2 separate regions of the Homo sapiens genome follow, and region 2 is linked to region 1. The links are chromatin loops, found by intact Hi-C in ENCODE. Cell type or tissue: HepG2. All regions are shown on one strand. Links, peaks and the distances in the headings refer to the core of each region. The heading gives the core; the rest is flanking DNA.

Region 1 (4,398 bases), core at 81-4,080:
TCTTTACAACATATTAACATATGACTAATATTACCAACAAATTACCAATGTGAGTCAAGGGTAAGGACTATTTTTAATCTTCTTTAGGATATAGTAGGCACTCAACAAATGCTAGATGAATAAAATAATGAGTGAATGAAGAACAACAAATCAACGAAGACAGAAGAAATACTTGTGGGGTGCTGGCCTTGTTTTAAGAAATCTTGAAGGGCCAGGTACGGTGCCTCACACCTGTAATCTCAGCACTTTAGGAGATCGAGTCGGGCAGATTGCTTGACGCCAGGAGTTCGTGACCTGCCTGGACAATGTGGCAAAACCTTGTCTCTACAAAAAAATACAAAAAAAATGAGCTGGGTGTGGTGGCAGTGCCTGTAGTCCCAGTTACTTGGGAGGCTCAGGTGGGAGGATCGCTTGAGCCTGGGAGGTTGAGGCTGCAGTGAGCTGTGTTTGCACCACTGAATTCCAATCTGGGTAACAAAGCAAGACCCTGTATAAAAAAAAAATCTAGAAGCTAATGGAAACTAGGCCTAATCCTTAAGAGAAAACAGGTATAAATGCTTAGGACTACTGTATGTGAAAAAGGTTTTGATGGGATGCAGAAAAATAATGTAAGGGTGAATTTGGGACAAAATAAATACCTATATAAAGCAGCTGCAATAGAAAAAAAACAACCTATTATTCCATAGTTGGCTATAAGAAACTCCCTTCTCTAAAACCAAGGAGGAGAAAGATAATATTTGAGGGTTACAATGAAATGAAAAAGTAAAAGGAAAGCTGTTGGTGTGAGTGTCCTTAGAGGGCAGGAAGAACTGGAGGCAGGCTGATGGGGTGGGAACAAAGGGGGGCGGGGACGCTGGGGGCTTTCCATGTTGGCTAGCTTGGGCCGACTCAGAAGAAGATGCTATAAAATAGTTACAGTGCAGAGTAAGCAACGGCCATATGCCAGCCAGAGTTAGCTTTGCATTCATTCATTTATTTAGTCCTCAAAATAACCCATTAGTTAGGTACTATTATTTGCCCTTTACATATGTGGACACAGAGTCCCAAAGAAGTAAAGCAACTTGCCTTTATTACCCATGTGGAAGTCAGCATAATTTGTGGTGGACCCAAGATTCAAACCCAGGCAGTCTGACTCCAGTCACACTCTCAGCTTCTGTGCAACACAAAAGCTGCTGTGCAGAGCCTGAGAGGAGAGTTGCATACGATCGCAAGAATCTGACAAAACCCAGGACCTGGAAATTTGGTTTGATTTGACTGACATCCCAAAGGTGTGGCTTCCAAAGTTGCCAAATAACCTGGATTGCTAATACGAATGGGGGAGGTGACAGCAGAATGCTGTATGTCTAGACTTCTGTATAGGACAACCTGAAAAATTCCAATCAGTGTTGAAGTAAGTCTTTAGGTATACAGTGGGGCAGTGAGCGAGATGACAAGACTAACTTTAAGAAGAATCCAAAATAAGATGGATATATTATTAGAATAGCAAGACCTCAAAGGGAGATCTCAGGCAAGAATGATATCCAAAGGCATCTCTGATCCTGAAGGTTTCCTTTTTATTCACTCAGCCAGTATCTGCTGAGCACCAAGTAGAGCCCTGGGAGACGGGCAGTTCTTTCTCTACTCTGGTGTGAACATAAGCCTGGGTTCTGCTGAAGGACCAAAGCTTCCTCTTAAAATAATTTACATTTGTACGTTATAGCTTTTGGCTTAAAGTAGTGATATTTCATGAGTGTTTATGCTACAGAAGACTTTTTTCCTTAGGGAAGGTCTTGCATTTTAGTCATCTTTGTGGCCTTAATACCTAGAATACTACCTAGAATGTGGCAGGTGCTCTGTTTATATTAGGTGAAAAAAGGAAGGAAGGAAGGCCAGCTATCTGTATAAATGGGTACAATTTGCAAATAATAAATTTATTGATACAAAATGCAATGGTCTCCTCCTGTACCTATTTCTTCCTAAGTGTGAATGAAACAGAGGTGCACTCAGGTAGCACATGCTGATGATCCTTTTAAAATGCCAAACAAAACACTAACCTAAAGATAGGGTAAATATGCATCCTCCTTATAGTCTCAACTTGCCAAATGACTATTTGCCAGTGACTATTTGCCAAGGGACATATTTTGACTCTTCCTTCAAAGGCAGTTGAGGGAAACTGCTTCTTTGAACTTAATGATGAAAGATTCCGTGTGAAGTGACCGAAGTCTTAGATAAGCATGACCGGGTGGCCAAGATTTCACAATAGCAAAACCCAGGCGCAAGTGTAGGTGAGGTGACTGGACACAATGAAATCTGTATTTTTAGACTTTTTAGAAACTCAGAAAAAATGTATTAATATATATGATCCCATGTTAAGAAAGATGTAGCTTTCTTAATGTAAGAGGCATTAGAAGGATTAAAATATAAACACTTCATGACAATTACTAATTATCTTGTTCAAAAAACAAGGTTGGCCATTTGAGAAAACTTGGGCTGCCAAGGCAACTCTAGTGAACTTGGCTTTCTAAAGGGAGGTATAAAAGGCAACAGGGACTGACCCTTCCCCGAACAGAATCAAGTGTAGGAAGTCAGAATACCCCCAAATGGGTAGAGGCTTATAGGAAATTTAAAGATGGTAGTAACTACAAGCTCAACAAGAGTTTTTTTTTTGTTTGTTAGTTTTTTGAAAAAGGGTCTTGCTCTGTCACCCAGGCTGGAGTGCAGTGGCACAATCACAGCTAGCTGCGGCCTCGACTTCCCGAGCTCAAGAGATCGCCCCACCTTAGACTCTTGAGTAGCTGGAACTACAGGCCCTTGCTATCATGCCTGGCTAGCTTTTGTATTTTTTTTTGTAGAGATGGGGTTTTGCCATGTTGCCCAGGCTGGTTTCGAACTCCTGAGGTCAAGCAATCCATCCACCTTAGCCTCCCAAAGTGCTGGGATTATAGGTGTGAGCCACCACGCCTGGCCAACAGGCGTTTTATAAACTCAGTTTTAGCACTAACGCCACTGTAGATAGTGTGATGGTCACATGTAACTGAGGAAGCAGAATGGCTTAACTCCTATTTTGTATCTTCTTCAAAAATATTTTTAAAATAGTGACAAATAATTAAGGTTAAGTGGTATGTTAAAGCCTGAGATAACTGATAAATCAGAAAGTGAGCATCTGTCTACGTTAAGTCCAAGTCTCTGAGCCATGGTAATTACAACCACAGGCCCACAGAAAGCCCGCTTATTACAGAACCAGTACTGTGTGTGAGAGAGATCGAAGAGAATGGAAAGAGATTTAAGAAAATAGGCCAAATGTCAATTCAAAAGGGACAAAGTGTTCTAAAAACTACATAAATTGACATTCACAACTGAAAATTCTTCAGAAATAATTGTTAAATATATGATTTGTGACATTTAGGGGAATAAAGCACTGACTACCAGGAGCCAGTACAGATTCTGGAAAAATAAGCCAGGCCCCTATAACTTCAGCTCATTTTAAAAATAGGGTTTCCAGCAAAGGAATGCTCTGATGTATTTTGCAATATATTTTGACTTCAGACAAGATACGGGCGAAGTGTCTTTCAAGATTTCTTGTGGAGATATATGTTGTCAGCTAAATAACTCTACTCAAGGTATAAATGCTTAGGACTACTGTAAGCAGCTATGTTCAGCATCATTCTGCAGGTCTTTGTCCTTGGTTCTGTGCAGTTTATTTTAATTCAGTGATTTAGATAAGGATATATAAGTTGTGCTTATTTAATATAAGCTGGGAGGCATAAAGTATAAGATCACATTATTGAGATTCAAAAATATCCCAACTAGTTAGAAAATGGTTTAAAATGATTCGGATAATTTCTTGTTATATTTGGCCGGGTATTTATATCGTTTAAAAAAAAAATCAAACGTTCTATTACAGAACAGATGAGAACCACCTAACAGCAGGTGATGTAAAAAAGTTCCTAGTGTTTTTAGCTACTTATAACCTCAATATCAGCCAACGAAGTGCAATTCAAGGAGCTAATGCAAACTTAGGCCACACAGTAGCACTGTATTCAGCAGACCAAATTGTGGAGTACCTTTTTCTGAGACAGTGTCTTTTGCTGTCATCCAGGCTGGAGTGCAGTAATGCGCTCTCAGCTCACTGTGACCTTTGCCCCACCAGGCTCAAGCGATCCTCCCACCTCAGCCTCCCGAGTAGCTGGGACCACTGGCGCATACCACCATGCTTAGCTATTTTTTTTTGTATTTTTGGTAGAGGCTGGGATCTCGCCATGTCGTCCAGGCTGGTCTTGAACTCCTGAGCTCCAGTGATCTGCCTGCCTTAGCCTCCCAGAGTGCTGAAATTATAAGCGTGAGCCACCATGCCTGCCCATTCTGGAGTATCTTGATTGTGGGCCATATTTTATGTAAAGACAATGACATATTGTGTGT
Region 2 (4,398 bases), core at 248-4,247, 68 kb after region 1:
AACTAGTCATCAGCTTGTCACTTAAATGTAGTACAATTACCATAACATCAGGAATTGTTTTTCTGAAACCTTTTTTTTCAGCCTTTTCTATAAATTCTCCCATCAGATTTTATTTATTCTTCTCTGTCTCTATTCTATGTTTTTTCCATGGAGAAAATAAGGATAAAACTACAGCCACTCCATCAATTAGAAAGTTTTTCTGACATTACTTCTGAATTTTTAATTTTATCTATTTGAAGTCTCTCCTAACTCTTTCCCTATGGTGTCTAACAGATCTATATATAATACTTAAAATAACTTCTATGTCTGATTACACTGATAACAGTGCAACAGACATTAAAAAAAAAAAAAGCCTGCCCAGATATAGAAAGACCAAAGTGACAATATCACTTGCAACAGAAGTAACTATGGAAAAATAACCTGGTTTCATCATCTTAATAATCTTTAAGAAGTTAGTATTAAAATATTGACAGGCTCACCCAATATAAAATGATTTTACCATAACCCTGGAAAGTTTCTATCAATCCTGGTCACTTTAATGTGTATGACTGGATCTTGGCCATTTTTAGGCCCTCTTCAGGTCCATATGTCAAGGAAGTATAGGTTGGTGCAAAAGCAATCGCTGTTTTTGCCATTGAAAGTAATGACAAAAACTGCGATTACTTTTGCACCAACCTAATACAATCATGATCTACGAGAAGCAAATGCATGCAAGAGCTTCTGCTTAAAAGCAAATTTAAATAAAACACAAAGACAAATGAAAAACTACTGGTAGTAAGAGGAAAAAAAAAGAAGATAAAAATTACATTGGCAGATTACCATTATTTCTATTTAAAGTTTGTAGAGTCCCATACATCTGACACTGAAAACTTCTATTTTGAAATCTCTTCTCGTTCTTCATTCTCTCTCTCTGTCTCTCTCTCACTCACACACACACACACACACAGTGAGATACACAGCCATCCTGAGACAATCCTTGGGCGGTTCAAGCTACTTCGGGGAATTCAAAGGACCCCAAATTTGGATTATATTTGATAGCGGAAATTTAGTAGGTAGAACACAAAGTCAAGAGAAGAGTCTGGGGTCACTGTTTTTTCCGACACCTCCCTCTGATGTCTTTTATAATCTAAAGCCCTAGAGTAGCCGTGGTATCAGCCTAGAGTATCACGGGGGCCCTTGGTCACTCAGTAGCACAGGGAGACCAACCTTGAGAATTACAATTCTGGAGAAGACAGACAATAAAAAGCTACACAGCACCATGCCAGGTTATGATAAAGGCTTTGCAGCATATTCAGTGATACGGGTGCCATGTGTCACCAGGCGAGTGAAGGAAGGTATCTCTGACATGGCATCGCAACACAGGCTTGCATGAAAGAAGGGAGAAAGCACACAAAACACAAAGCAAGAGTGTTCCAGACAAAGGGAATGGCAAAAATGATGGCTCTAAAGCAAGAAGAAAGGGCCTACTCTTCAAGTGGAAAAACAGACTTCATGATTATTAATAAGAAATCTAAACTGATACAATTAATAGGCAGAAAATACCAATAAAGACTCAACAAGAAAAATGTTTTGATGGATAATGCTTCTTATTAAGCATTAAATTCTCATGGTCATGCTGGAGAAATGAAAGAAATCTCTACTAATTGAGCATCTCCTACGTGTGGGGCACGCCTCTACTCATTCTCACACGCCTTTGTACTCCTGTGTGAAGAAGAGATTATATCTTCATGTCTACTTGACAGATGAAGAGAGAGACCCAGAGAGGATAAGAAACTTGGCCAAGGTCACAAAGCAAGTGGCAGAACTGCCAAAGCCCATGATTTTCCCACTAGTCGTCCATAATGCCAAAAGCAAGAAGAGCTTCAACTTTCCTACTCGGCGTTGCTGGTATCTGTATATTTAGTCAATAGCTACATTTTTGCTTAAATACAGAGGACAAAATTAATTTGCAAAGATAAAGAGGTTCAGTGTCTTTAGCGTATCCTCATTACTTTCTTGCTGGCTGTTCTATTTCACTTGTTCCTTGGCCTTAGAGATATCATGTGATAAAAGGAGGAACTTTCTTATATTCAGCATTACTTTGTTCTTAAAACTTTTATTACAAATGTAATACGTATGTCATCCCTAAGTTTTTAAATTTAGAGACTGACTCCTTTAAAGTTACACTGTGAATTCTTTTCATACACATTCCATGATTTTATCATAACCTTTTTTGGCAAGCTTTGCTGTGAAGACTTGTTCCGCACAATCATAACCCCAAGGGGAAAAAATTAGACTTGTTGATACAGTCCCAGAAATATTTCATATTTCAAGCTCGTTCAGAAACACCCACTGCACTTTCCCAGCACTATCTTAAGACTCCGAATTTAGGATTTAACAGCGACGGAATCTTTGCAGAGTCTTTTCTTGGTGGTTTGTCAAAAATGCCATATTAAATTGTTTTTGACTACCTAATAAAGCTAGTTTGCATCACTGTGCAGTATAACTTAGCCAAATATAAAGGGAAAAAAGTGATCTGTAAGACTGTAACGTGATTTCTTAATTCAGTGGTTCTCAACCCTGGCTGTGCATTAAAATCACTCACAAAGATTTTAAAAATACCACTGTCTGGATCCCACCTCAAACCAATTAAATCAGAAATTCTGGGGGAGGAGCCTGGGCATTAGTACTTGTTTAAATAGCTCCCAGGGTGATTCTATTGTGCAATTGGGCCTGAGAACCACTGCCTTACTCCAAGCAAACAGAGAATCTTTACAATGAAGCTCCCTATTGACAGTACAGCTTCGCCAAGGGCATGTTCCAACACCCTGGCAAGCCACAGCTGGCCAAGTGCCAAAGAAGCACTGAGCCCTCCAGATCTCTGCCTGCCACCAGGTCTAAGGCATATATCGGCCCCACCGTGCCTCTAGGAATCTCCTGAACCACACATCTTTTCTTCCCAAACGATGTTATGGAATTGCATTCATAATGATGCTTTAGATTAGAGATTTGTTACTTAAAGTGTGGCCCCTAGACCAGTAGCCTCAGCAACACCTGGGAGCTTGGGAGCTTGCTGGAAATGCAGAAACTTAGACCTCACTCCAGTCCTACTGAATCAGAATCTGCATTTTAGCAAGATGCACAGTAAAGTTTGAGATGAACTGCTCTAAAGTGATGGTTCTCAAACAATGATCCTTGCACCAGCAGCATCGGCATCTCCTAAGGAGCTCGCTAGAAGTGCAAATTCTAAGGCCCACCAGACCTACAGAATCAGAAATGCTGGGAGTGGGGCTCGGTAATCTGGGTTTGAACAAACCCTAGAGGTGATTCTCATGCATACTATAGTTTGAAAATTTAGTGCCAGAATAATGACTGTCAACCTCGGCTGCCCATTAAAAACCCTAGGAGAAGATTAAAAATCCAAAAGCTCAGAGTGCACCCCAGACCAATTCCAATTAAACAGAATTACTGGAAGTGGTACCCTGGTATCGGTATATATTTTTTTTTACAGTTCCCCAGCTGACTCCAATCTGCAGTCAATGCTGACCTATTGTTCTAGGGACCCTCAACCCCTTCATCCTCTACACTCCCAGGAGATTTAAAGCTGCTTTAATTCTTAGGAAATCGGATCCAACTAGTGTTCCCTGGAATCTTCCTGGAAAAGTCAGAGCTTCCTGGGAGGAAGGAAAAAAGTTCAGAGTGGCTTCCAGGATTTGCCTTTTATGGGAGGTAGTGGGGTGGAAGGACTGGGGAGTGGGAGAGCCGGATGCCAAATGTGGCCTGTTTGCATCCTACTGAATTTTAAAACAGTTTTCAAATATTTACTGAGTTCAGAGACATTTTATTTCATCTGTTAATTCACACCAGAAAAATATATCCAACCTACTCCCAGAAAAAATTGCCATTCAAATAATTATATTTATATATTCACACACCATAACAAATTTCAAAATGTAACAATGAATTTATTTTTTTAAAAATCTGGCAATAAAATAAGGCCTAAGGATGGTTTAGATAAATGTACAAAGAACTAAAGACTGGTTTCAAAACGTTTAATTTTACCTAATAAACTACAGTCTTCTCTGAATACCTCCCCCACCGAACACATTTTGCCATAAACACTGACCCACAAAAAAGGAATCAAAATTATTAGAGAATGGGACAAATGACTAATGAGGTAAATTAAATGAACTAAATTTGTATAGCCAGCTCAGCAACATTTTAAGAAGACTCTTTATAACAGCTTGAAAATGTCACAGAGGCATAAACATTAGAAATTAAGAACTCCCCAAGTAATGTTTACCGGAAGGTGGCATCCATTTTAGAACAACAAATAAAACCTCTATCAACTTTTCCTCCACTGAGGAAGGGACACGGTAACTTGGTTCTTCCTTTGTGCAACAATGACAGCAATTTGAA

What was found. A loop is a pair of places that touch in the nucleus more often than their neighbours do. Peaks named below come from ENCODE experiments on the same cell type or tissue, not always from the same donor. Only the 100,000 strongest peaks of a DNase experiment are listed, where the experiment ranks them.
Region 2: a loop joins it to region 1, with 4 times the contacts of the local background. A loop is called at or near these places in 1 of 110 quality-filtered maps.

What each region holds. Positions count from the first base shown.
Region 1 is chr2:36,499,985-36,504,382 of GRCh38, reverse strand. All of the region lies in intron 8 of CRIM1 (cysteine rich transmembrane BMP regulator 1), which reads right to left. Among named protein-coding and RNA genes, the nearest start is that of FEZ2, 96 kb to the left of the region's middle. In HepG2, for the core only: no CTCF peak of the experiment used is centred there; a DNase peak (open chromatin) is centred at 2,152.
Region 2 is chr2:36,431,879-36,436,276 of GRCh38, reverse strand. All of the region lies in intron 2 of CRIM1 (cysteine rich transmembrane BMP regulator 1), which reads right to left. Among named protein-coding and RNA genes, the nearest start is that of CRIM1, 78 kb to the right of the region's middle. In HepG2, for the core only: no CTCF peak of the experiment used is centred there; a DNase peak (open chromatin) is centred at 2,746.